Regions from separate parts of the Homo sapiens genome. Here region 2 is linked to region 1. A link is a contact called in ENCODE Hi-C or POLR2A ChIA-PET data. All regions are on one chromosome and are shown on one strand. The core of a region is the stretch at or near the end of the contact, and the rest is flanking DNA. Distances in the headings are between cores, read along the strand shown.

Region 1 (5,951 bases), core at 282-2,781:
AACAGCAGGAACTAAGTACTGAGATATGAAAGAGGGCAGCCACAATCTTTCCACGTGGCCAGGAGTCAGGTGCGTAAGAGATTTACAAAATGAGATTGAGAGGGTCAGGGCCAGACTGAGAGGCCACAGACACCCACCTACGGATTTAAGGCTAACTGTGGGTGGTCAAAGAGGAGTTTTAAATTTAACATCAGATGATCTACCTTTACTTTGTACAAAGTACTAGTAGGGCCGGGTGTGGTGGCTCACACCCGTAATCCCAGCACTGTGGGAGGCCGACGCGGGCGGATCATTTGAGGTCAGGAGTTCGAGACCGGCCTGGCCAACATGGTGAAACCCCATCTCTACTAAAAATACAAAAATTAGCCGGGCGTGGTGGCGGGCAGCTGTAATCCCAGCTCCTGGGGAGGCTGAGGCAGGAGAATCGCTTGAACTGGGGAGGCGGAGGTTGCAGTGAGCCGAGATCGGACCACTGCACTCCAGCCTGGGCGACAGAGCCAGACTCCATCTCAAAAACAAAACAAAACAAAACAACCAAAAAAAACAAACAGGCCAGGCGCGGTGGCTCACGCCTATAATCCCAGCACTTTGGGAGGCCGAGGCGGGCGGATCACGAAGTCAGGAGTTTGAGATCATCCTGACCAATAAGGTGAAACCCCCATCTCTACTAAAAAAAATACAAAAATTAGCCGGGCATGGTGGCGCGCGCCTGTAATCCCAGCTACTCAGGAAGCTGAGGCAAGAGAATCGCTTGAACCCGGGAGGCGGAGGTTGCAGTGAGCCGAGATGGCGCCACTGCACTCCATCCTGGGCGACAGAACGAGACTCCGTCTCAAAATAAAATAAAATAAATAAAAAATTGAAAGTACTAGTCGAAGCACGAATGGCAAAGAATTGAGAGGCTCAAGGAAAAAAGCTTCATTAGCGGCTGAGGTCCAGGTGACAAACCCGAACAAGGCAACGAAGGGAGGGAGTGAGAAATCCGTTCCATAAAACCCACGATATAAGTAAAGCGGCCTGTGAATTCCGACCACTGCTGACCGCCAGGCCACACACCGGTTTTTTTCAGGAGGTCTCAACTAGATGCTAAGCTCCGAAGTGGAACTCCCTCAGGCACTTTCTGTTCTAATTCAGGAATTCCAAGCCCCTTTCCATCACAACCCCATCCCGCGGGAGACCCAAGCTGTGCGGAGCAGCGTAGGGCTAAGCCCGCGTCCGGTGAGACCCGGGAACGCGGCGCGGGAGACTAAGGAGCAGAGTACAGAATTGCGCGTGCGCGCCTGCAGCACGAGCCCCGCCCCCTGGCTCTAAACCGGGTGGCGGGAAAAGGGACTCAGCGTTTCCCGAGAATGCCCCCATAGCTTCGAAAGGATCCCCGTGTCCGCTTAGCGCCCTCTCGCCACACACTCACTCACCCGCTCCCTGCGGGTCCTCAGAAGCCCGGAGGAGCCACCGGCCCTCTGGCGCGGGGCCGCAGCCTTTCCGCCACCAGGCTCAGCTGGACCGGTCCCCGCCTGCGCGAAGAGCGAGGCGGGGCGAGCCGGGCTGGTCCACGTGACTCCGAGCGAACTGGGGCGGAGATTGGTGAAGAAGGAAGGAAAAGGGAAGCGAGTGCAGGGACTGTTTTATGTGAGGTCGATCTAAAAATCACAGCGCTATGAATTTTCTGCTGAATTATAGTAGAATCAAAGTCCGATTAGAGGTGAATTTACAAACATTCTTCCCCTTCTTCTAGTCAAGCGGACTATTCCAAGTCTTAAATAGTTAGTTAGAAAAGTTAGGTTTTATTTGGGAGGAAGTAAAGAGCTGAAGTACAGGGAGGAATGGTCTTCTGGGATAGGGGATGTCCGTTGTATTATAGGTATAAATTTAAAGCTTTCAAAGTATGCAAGAGGCTCATAAAAGGAAGAAAGCAACCGTAAATATTCATTGAACAGTTGAGGGTCTCTTCTGGCCTCTGCTGAGATGATCTTGCCAAAAGGAAAAGAAAATAGGGCTGTGCTCTGGCCCCCTGTAATCCCAGCTACTGGGGAGGCTGAAGCAGGAAGATCGCTTGAGCCCAGGATTTCTAGACTGTAGTGTGCGATGATCGTGCCTGTGAATATCCATTGCACTCCAACCTGGTCAACATAGTAAGACCCCCTCTCAAAAAAAAAAAGAAGATAGGGCTCAAACAAATAATAATCTCCTGAATTATTAAGCATTTGAATAGAAGGAATCAATTTCTGGGGTATGAGGGAGTTAGAAGAGATTTGCTTCAAGATGAAAGGACGGATGACAGAGAAATGAAAATACACAGACACAAAACAAGAAAAAAAACACGGAACTAGTGATAAAAGCAGAAAGATGCCATTTGAGGAGTGTTTTGATTTGCTCTAAATAAATTAGAACAGAGTCAAAGCCTCTCCCCTCATGCCCCCTACTACCACCCGTTCATTTATTTGCTCCAGGAATCAGATTTCCTGTGTTGGCCTTAGGGAACAATTGTGGGGCTTAAATACCATCTGCCAGGCAGCCACAACAGTGGATGTCAGGCTGACCAGTTAAGCTGCTTAATTTTTCTAGATTCTAGGCTTGCCCAAGCTCTATTTAGGTTGGAAGCTCTTTGGCCCAGGACCTCTGAAGAGATCCATTATGTCAGAATGAACACAACCAGCCAGCGGATGTAGACAGGTTTACGTGGCTTTACAGAACAGCTAAATCCTAGTGTTCACTTTTCTCAGAGCTACTTCCCCACCCAAGTCCCTGGGGCAAGCATCCCTAAGATAAGTAGGCTATATATTCCCATTAACTTCCCCCCAATTCTTCGGTACACCTACATCCTGATCTGGGGCTAATACTCCGTTTTCACCACCCACCTCCCTTGAGTCCCTTCTCCTAACCCTTGGAAGCCTTGTCTCCTCCACTTCTCTCCATCTGCCTCGTGTGAGGAGTAACTCCCTGCTTCTCTGTTCCCTCAGAAATCAAGAGCCACACACTTGACTGGCAGCAGGGTAAAGGCCAGAAACTTAAGGTGTCGGTTACCCAGTACTCACCATACTGGGTCGAGGAAGGGAGGTATAGGATGGCACCTCTTTTTGCTTCCTTAGCTCTCATGCCCCAAAACTCAGACACAGCCACACTCACATTCATATGCACAATCAGCACACACGGCGAAGGGTGGTGGGATGGGGAGGAAGGGAAGTTTGCACCAACCAGCTCATGAATGCAACTTGAAAGATTTCACACAGCAAAAGGAAAAAAAAAAAAAAAACAACCACATACATAAGTTAAAAAATAAAGAAGTACATGACCCTCCCCACAGTCTCTTTCTTCATCTAGGGGCTGGCTAAACCCCTCCACGTAAACTCAGAAGCTTTCTACTCCCTCTATTCAGCTGGAGCTTCTACAGGGCCTGGGTGTTCAGTTCAACAGGTTCCCCTGTGACCTCTGGTTGTCCATTGGAGACATCGGGTTTGGCACCCTTGAGGACAGACAGTCTCTCAGAAATACTCTTGAGCCGGGGGAAGAGAAGAAAGTCGTACAGGAGGCTGCCCAGACCCCCTCCAATGATTGGGCCTACCCAGTACACCTGTAGAAAGAGAAAAGGAATACTCAGGCTTGGGGAGGGGACAGAGTAGCAACGCTGCTCTTTTTCCAGCCACCTTAGTGGAAAACAAGATATTGTACACTTGATATCTACAATAAACTCACCATTTATTTTCTGATTCATCAAATTACTCCTTTATCCCACACCTTAGCATGTGTATATTCTATTTGTTATCAATTTGCACTAGTTTGTATGTTGCTTTCAAAAAAATTTTATACATTGTGGTAAAACACATATAAAATTTACCATATTAAATATTTTTGGACAGGCGCAGTGGCTTATGCCTGTAATCCCAGCACTTTGGGAGGCTGAGACGGGCGGATCACAAGACGGGCGGATCACAAGGTCAGCCATTTGAGAACAGCCTGACCAACAGGGAGAAACCCCATCTCTACTAAAAATACAAAAAGTAGCTGGGCGTGGTGGCAGGCGCCTGAAATCCCAGCTACTCAGGAGGCTGAGGCAGGAGAATTGCTTGAACCCAGGAGGCGGAGGTTGCAGTGAGCTGAGATCCTGAGATCAAGCTCCACTGCACTCCAGCCTGGGTGACAGAGGGAGACTCCATCTCAAAAAAATATATATATGTTTTTAAGTGTACAGTTTAGTAGTGTTAAGTATATTCACATTGTTGTGCAACCTATGTCTAGAACTTTTTCATCTTGCAAAGCTGTAACTCTATACCCATTAAACAACTGCCTATTCCACCCCACCCCCATCAGCCCCTGGTAACTATCCTTCTACTTTGCGTCTGTGAATTTGAGTACTCTAAATACCCCATATAAATGTAATCATACAGTATTTGTCTTTTTGTGACTGGCTTATTCACTTAGCATAATGTCCTCAAGATTCATCCATGTTGTGGTATGTGTCACAATTTCCTTCCTTTTTACAGGTAATATTCCATTTATGTATATACCACATTTTGTTTATCCATTCATCCACTGAGGAACACTTGGGTTGCTTTTACCTCTTGGCTATTGTGAATAATGCTGTTATGAAAATGGGTGTACAGCTTTGAAAAATTTTTAAATTATTTCCATATGTTTGGCTTGCACAACATCAACATAACCAATATTTATTGAGTGCTTACTTTATATCAGATTCTGTGCTAAATGTTTCTCACATATAACTTTCACACATTTCTCGTAATGTCCCATTTTATAGTAAAACAAACTGAAGCACAGAGTGATTATTTGCCCATGGTCACACACAAAGCCGATAACGTATTAGAACTGGAATGGGGCTGAGGCCCATCTGTGCTCACAACACATCTTGATCTCTGAGAGCAGAATTTATTCTGCTCATATTTAGTTGTCTCTCTTCATACCCGCTAGTTCAGCAACCAGTGAATACTCAGTGCATACTCCCTGACTAACCAGAGAAGGAAAAATATGAGCAAGAGCCTCTCCTTCTAGCAAAATCATGAATCCTGCTCACACAGGCATGCCAAACTCTCTGACAGCCCCCTTAGCTGAGTGCTGGTACAGCAGCCAACACACGCAGAAGGAAAGCAGGAATCCAGCCTGGAACCTGCAGTCCACAACCATCCAGAAGGGCTTCAGGATCTTGCCCCTCTCCCTTCACTCACCCAGTGGTTAGTGAAGTTCCCAGTGAGAATGGCAGGAGCAAAGGAGCGGGCAGGATTCATGCCTGCACCAGTATAATACATCTGCAAAAGAGACAGTTGTAACTGAGACACCCCCCTACTGCACCCCAGCTTCTCTCCCCACAACCCACATTGCCCCTGAGAGCTGCCATCTTTTCTCCAGCCAGCAGCAAGTGGAGAGGGACAGCCTGCATGACTCTCCAGGGGTTCCTGCAATGGGGTGAGGGCAACTGATGCCCTGTCTGGGAACAGACTATGGATCCATAGGCAAAGCCCATGTCTAGCCATGATACGTTCATTTCTACCTTGGGGTCAAGAAGGACTAGATATAGCAGTCACAAGAGAGGGATAGGGCAGAGTTGATTCCTTTGTGCCAGTAGAGAGTGCAATGGACAATGTTCATGTTTGACAGTGAAGTAGGCAGGAAGAACCCTTAAAAGTTGGGAAAGGTTTAGGGGCCCCGGAATCCTTGAATGAGAAGTTGCTCTCCTTCCTGCTTACCCCAAAGAGGTGCCCCAGGGCAAGGGAGAAGCCAACGGCCAGGGCCACGGAGCCCAGTTGGCCATTCCGCCTCTCGTCGTATGTGGCAAAGATGCAGAGCACGAACTGGAGCGTCAGGAAGATCTCCACTGTGGTTGCCTGGCCCACGCTCACCGCAGGGTGCAACTGTGCAAAGGAAGAAGAAGAGAGACAGCTCAGGAGGGCTGCCACAGTGTTACCTCCTCAAGACTTCCCCGGCAAGGATCTCGTTACGGC
Region 2 (5,448 bases), core at 801-3,300, 200 kb after region 1:
AGCCTCAGCATGAATGGGAGCAAATCTGTAAAGGTAGAAGAGAGGATAGTATCTATTCACCTTGTTGAAAGCAAATGATAATCTTATATATCCCTCCCTATCAACTCTCAAGTCCATCCCTTTACCTGAGGAACCACAGTCTTACCTCCCCTTTCTTACATAAATCAGATAAACTATCATCTAGGATCTAACCCAACTTTCTGCAATAAAGAAAATTATTATCTTAGGAAACAATAATCCCATTCCCTGACTTTAACTGTCATAAATTTTTCATTTTACTGAGCCTTAACCTAACAGCATTCCCTCACATAGCAATAGCAAATACAAAAACCTACAAGTTTTGGAGACTCCTAAACCTAAGCCATAAGACCGAGTCTTAAAAATACTCAACTAGCCAGGCGCAGTGGCTCATGCCTGTTATCCCAGCACTTTGGGGGGCCGAGGTGGGGGGGGAATCACCCAAAATCAGGAGTTCGAGACCAGCCTGGCCAACATGGTGAAACCCCATCTGTACTAAAAATACAAAAATTAGCCGGGCATGATGGCATGCACCTGTAATCCCAGCTACTCAGGAGGCTGAGACAGGAGAATCACTTGAACCCAGGAGGTGGAGGTTGCAGTGAGTCGAGAGCGAAACTCCCTCTCAAAAAAAAAAACCTCAAGTAGTAGGCTTTTGTCAATCAGAAATTCTGCATCCTAATTTCTTCAGGTGAAACTGCACTGTGTGATTTTAATAATCGAACGTATCAGAAGAAAAATTCTGCTTTAGGAGAACATGTCACCTTAATGTGTAAAACTGCAAATAACAGAAGTTCCTTTGTGCATAGATGCAATAAGAGCAACTTACTGTTTGGTTTTGATGGGACCTCTTTCATCAATAGGTTCTCCAATGACATTCATGATTCTGCCCAAAGTCTCAGGACCAACAGGAATTTTGATTGGTGCACCAGAATCCAGTACTTTCTGGCCTCTAACCAAGCCTTCTGTACCATCCATAGCAATAGTCCTTACTGTGCTCTCACCTGTTAGATACAGGCATCGCAGGGTTATACATAAGGATAAATTGGTATCAAGACCTAAATCGACCAAGACTCCTTCTCAGTACCTAAATGTGGCTTCAGCAAACTCAGAAGAACGAAAGTCATTTTGATAAAATCATCATAGAAGGCAGACAGCTTGGTTTTGGGGATATTTGGGCTACACAAGGTCTTTACTATTCCTAACAAACTCTACTTACCCAAATGCTGGGCCACCTCCAAAACCAGTCTGGTCTCCCTGCCTTGCACTTCCAGGGCATTTAGAATTGGTGGTAGTCCCTCATCAAACTGGACGTCCACCACTGCGCCAATGACCGCCACGATGCGCCCGGTGGCGGCGCCTGCTTTTGGCGAAGGAGATGTTTGCGCCGCATAGTCCCTGACTAACAGACAAAAGATATTGGAAGGAGCTGGGGTCAGGCCAGTTAAAGGTCATCGGAAGCCAGGACTTAACACACAAGGAGAGGAAAACTCAGCCGAAGTCAGGCCTCTTTCCGCTTGTACGGAACGCGTGTCCAAGAGGGAAGGCCGCGCAGCGATCGATAAAGCGCCTGCACAGCCTTCCCATCCGCATGCACAAGACCCCATTTTTCGAGAGTTCAGTACCCCTATTCAACCGGAAGGTCAACGCACCTGCCCGCACCTTTTCCGTCACACAAAGGACTTTATACAAAATGGGACAGAGCTGGGTCGAAGAAACCTCCTATGGGTGTCCCATTCTTGTTCTCCAGCCATTAGAGAGCAAGACGCGGCTCCAGGCATCCTTTTAACACCACGGATCCCTTAGGCCCGAGCTACCATCGTTCCCCGGCTCAAGGTCATGGGGCGGCAAAATGGAACGTTAGCTCCTAGAGAAAAGCACTTACCAGGATGGACCGCCGTCGGAGCGGCCCGCAGTAAGAGCTGAGCTGGGGGCAGCGACGCTGAAGGGGTGAGTCTCCGCAAGGCCCCGGAGGCCGGAGCAGCGGCCACCCGACCCACAAACCCCAACATGGCGTAGTCCGGGTGGAGACTGAAGGCTGCAGCAACCGCAGCCGCCTGCTCTCCTGCCGTTGAGGCGAGGCCTACGCTGCAGTAGGCAGGTCCATTGGGTGAACTGGCTGCTCATCATTCTCTGTGCTGCTTCTACAGGTTAATACACGCTGATCTTCTCATCCATTGGTCAAAACTGGTGCTAATCTGAAACTCCTTTTTTTATTGGACAGTGTGAGGTTAGAGGGCGTCACTCTGAGCCTCAAAACTTAATTGGATCATAGCGACGTCCGTTGGACAGGGTAATCAGAGGAACTACGTTTAGGAAAGGGGCCGAGTTCCTGTTGAAAGTGCGTGGCCTGTCTTTGCCTGTCCTTGGGCTTTCTCCTTAGATAGGTCCTTGATCTAGGTGACAGCCATAGGGGCGGTGGTTAGGGAAGTGGTAGTGCGGTGAAGCACCACTGAAGGTGAGCGTGGCGAAGTCAGGAGCCCTCTTTAGAGCCAAAATAAGGTTTTTCTCTCGAAGTAGTGAGATTGCAAGCTCCCAGGCGATTGCACAGATTAGCAACCTAGACAGGATCTTTATCATTTAAACCTATTAAAATGAAATAAACTAATGTAACCAGTACTTTAGCAGGGCATTGAGGAGACTCAATAATAAGATAAATAAGACTAAGAACCTTCCTTTTAAGGTCCAGGTGAACAAACAATGCAATAATGTGATGGTTCCTGGTTAGCATAAACTGGGTGCACGAAAGACGAGGGGATAAAATTGGGTCACCTAGAGATACAGAATTGTCCACCTTGAAGGAAGCTGAGAGACCTCAGCTATGAAATGTGAATAGAAATTCTTAGGGTAGGCTGGGAGCGGTGGCTCACGCCTGTAATCCCAGTACTTTCGGAGGCCGAGGCAGGTGGATCACCTGAGGTCAGGAGTTCGAGACCAGCCTAGCTAACATGGTGAAACCCCGTCTCTACTAAAAATACAAAAATTAGCTGGGCGCGGTGGCTCACGCCTGTAATCCCAGCACTATGGGAGGCCAAGGCGGGCGGATCACGAGGTCAGGAGATCGAGACCATCCTGACTAACACAGTGAAACCCGGTCTCTACTAACAATACAAAAAATTAGCCGGGCGTGGTGGCGGGCGCCTGTAGTCCCAGCTACTTGGGAGGCTGAGGCAGGAGAATGGCGTAAATCCGAGAGGCGGAGCTTGCAGTGAGCCGAGATAGCGCCACTGCACTCCAGCTTGGGCGACAGAGTGAGACTCTCTAAAAAAATAAAATAAATATATAAAATAAAATAGGCTGGGCACGGTGGCTCACGCCTGTAATCCCAGCACTCTGGGAGGCCGAGGTGGGCAGATCATGAGGTCAAGCGATCTAGACCATCCTGGCCAACATGGTGAAACCCCGTCTCTACTAAAAATACAAAAATTAGCTGGGCGTGGTGGCGGGCGCCTGTAGTCCCAGCTACTCAGGAGGCTGAGGCAGGAGAATGGCGTGAACCTGGAAGGCGGAGGTTTCAATGAGCTGAGATCGTGCCACTGCACTCCAGCCTGGTGACAGAGCGAGACTCCGTCTCAAAAATAATAATAAAAAATAAATAAATAAATAAATAATAAAATAAGTAAAAAGGGCTGGGCTGGGCACGGCCAGCCCAGTAATCCCAACACTTTGGGAAGCCGAGGTGGGTGGATAACTTGAGCCCAGGAGTTCAATACCAGCCTGGGCAACGTGGTGAAACCTTGTCTCTAAAAAATATGTAAAAAAATAAACACACACACACACACACACACAGACACACAATTAGCCAGGTGTGGCATGTGCCAGTAGTCCCAGCTACTGGGGAAGCTGAGATGGGAATATGGCTTGAGCCCAGGAGGTAGAGGTTGCAGAGAGCTAAGATTGCACCATTGTACTCCATGCTGGCTGACGTTGTGAGACCCTGTCTCAACAAAAAAAGAAAAATAAAAAAGAAGAAAAAAAAATTAGGGCTGAAAAAAATCCTCTGGGTTTGGGTTTGGCAACTAGGAAATCATTCCATGGTGGAGTGGGATCAAAACTAATTTCAGTGGACTGCATCAAAACATAGGATTTTGGCTGGGTGTGGTGGCTTACACCTGTAATCCCTGCACTTTGGGAGGCCAAGGCCTGTAGATCACCTGAGACCAGGCTGGCCAACAAGATGAAACCCGGCCTCTACTAAAAATACAAAAAAATTAGTCCGGGCGCGGTGGCTCACTCCTATAATCCCAGCACTTAGGGAGGCCAAGGCGGGCAGATCACCTGAGGTTGGAAGTTCAAGACCAGCCTGACCAACATGGAGAAACTCGGTTTCTACTGAAAATACAAAATTAGCTGGGTGTGGTGGCCTGTAATCCCACCTATTTGGGAGGCTGGGACAAAAGAATCACTTGAACCCAGGAGGCGGAGGTTGCGGTGAGCTGAGATTGCACCATTGCGCTCCAGCCTGGGCAACAAGAGTGTAACTCCATCTCAAAAAAAAAGAGAATATTGCATATTGCCACTGGAGCCAGGCTGGGAATCTTGTGTTTGCCACTCACTAGCTGTCATTGGGCAAGTTATTTAATCTCTTTACATCAGTTTCCTCATCCATAAAAGGGATACTACTACTAACAATGGGGATTATATCCTAGGATTGTTTTGAGAATTAAGTAGACTAATATAAGAAAGAAGCATTGAGAACAATGCCTGGCACAAAATTAGCCCTATATATACATGATATTATTATTTTTGTTTACTATTGACTAATGTCAATGTTATCCTATCCAATCCATTCAATAATTTGTTCCTCTCATACATTTTGTGAGCAGAGTCTGTTTAGTATAATGCCCTTGAAAAAGTAATATAGGGCAAATAATGTTGAGGATGTTTTTTAAATTCTAGACAATGTGGGTTGCTTAAAAAAAAAGCAGAGATGAAAAAGAAATCAAAATAAAGATTCCTTTTGTCATTTGTGAGCCTGTTATATCATATCTATGGCCTCATCTGTTTCTGACCTGAACAAGGATAATTTTACAGGCTGGGCATGGTGGCTTGCGCCTATAATCCCAGCACTTTGGAATGCTGATATGGGGGCATTACATGAGTCCAGGAGTTGGAGACCAGCTTGGGCAACATGGTGAAACCCTGTTTCTACAAAAATACAAAAATTAGCCAGGCATGGTGGTATATGTCTGTATTCCCAGCTACTGGGAAGGCTAAGATGGGAGGATGGCTTGAGCCCAGGAGGTAGAGGTTGTAGTGAGCTAAGATTGCACCATTGCAGGAGGCTACTCAGGAAGCTGAGGTGGGAGGATTGCTTGAGCCTAGGAGATGGAGGTTGCAGTGAGCCAATATCTGCGACACTGCACTCCAGCCTGGGCAACATAGTGAGACCCCCATCTCAAAAAAAAAGAGATAATTTTATATAAAAGT

What was found. A loop is a pair of places that touch in the nucleus more often than their neighbours do. ChIA-PET counts read pairs that join two places held with the same protein, here RNA polymerase II (POLR2A). Pooled maps may share reads with other maps.
Region 2: a pooled map shows a loop between it and region 1 (5-fold over the local background). The contact joins the promoter of ATP5F1B here to the promoter of TIMELESS in region 1. A Hi-C loop is called at or near these places in 8 of 50 pooled maps. POLR2A ChIA-PET finds 5 or more read pairs at or near these places in 8 of 52 experiments (GM12878, HEK293, HEK293T and 5 more).

Annotation. Positions count from the first base shown.
Region 1 is chr12:56,447,895-56,453,845 of GRCh38, forward strand. It overlaps TIMELESS (timeless circadian regulator), which reads right to left and starts at 1,532. Exons shown (of 29, transcript NM_003920.5): 1 at 1,416-1,532. It overlaps MIP (major intrinsic protein of lens fiber), which reads right to left. Exons shown (of 4, transcript NM_012064.4): 2 at 5,697-5,861; 3 at 5,178-5,258; 4 at 1,608-3,571. The coding sequence ends at 3,386. RefSeq lists enhancers at 413-933, 956-1,075, 1,186-1,275.
Region 2 is chr12:56,643,934-56,649,381 of GRCh38, forward strand. ATP5F1B (ATP synthase F1 subunit beta) reads right to left here and starts at 2,051. Exons shown (of 10, transcript NM_001686.4): 1 at 1,904-2,051; 2 at 1,238-1,420; 3 at 848-1,022; 4 at 1-25. The coding sequence starts at 2,030. SNORD59A (small nucleolar RNA, C/D box 59A) reads right to left here and starts at 1,168; the gene lies at 1,094-1,168. RefSeq lists enhancers at 1,149-1,859, 1,809-2,138, 1,860-2,568.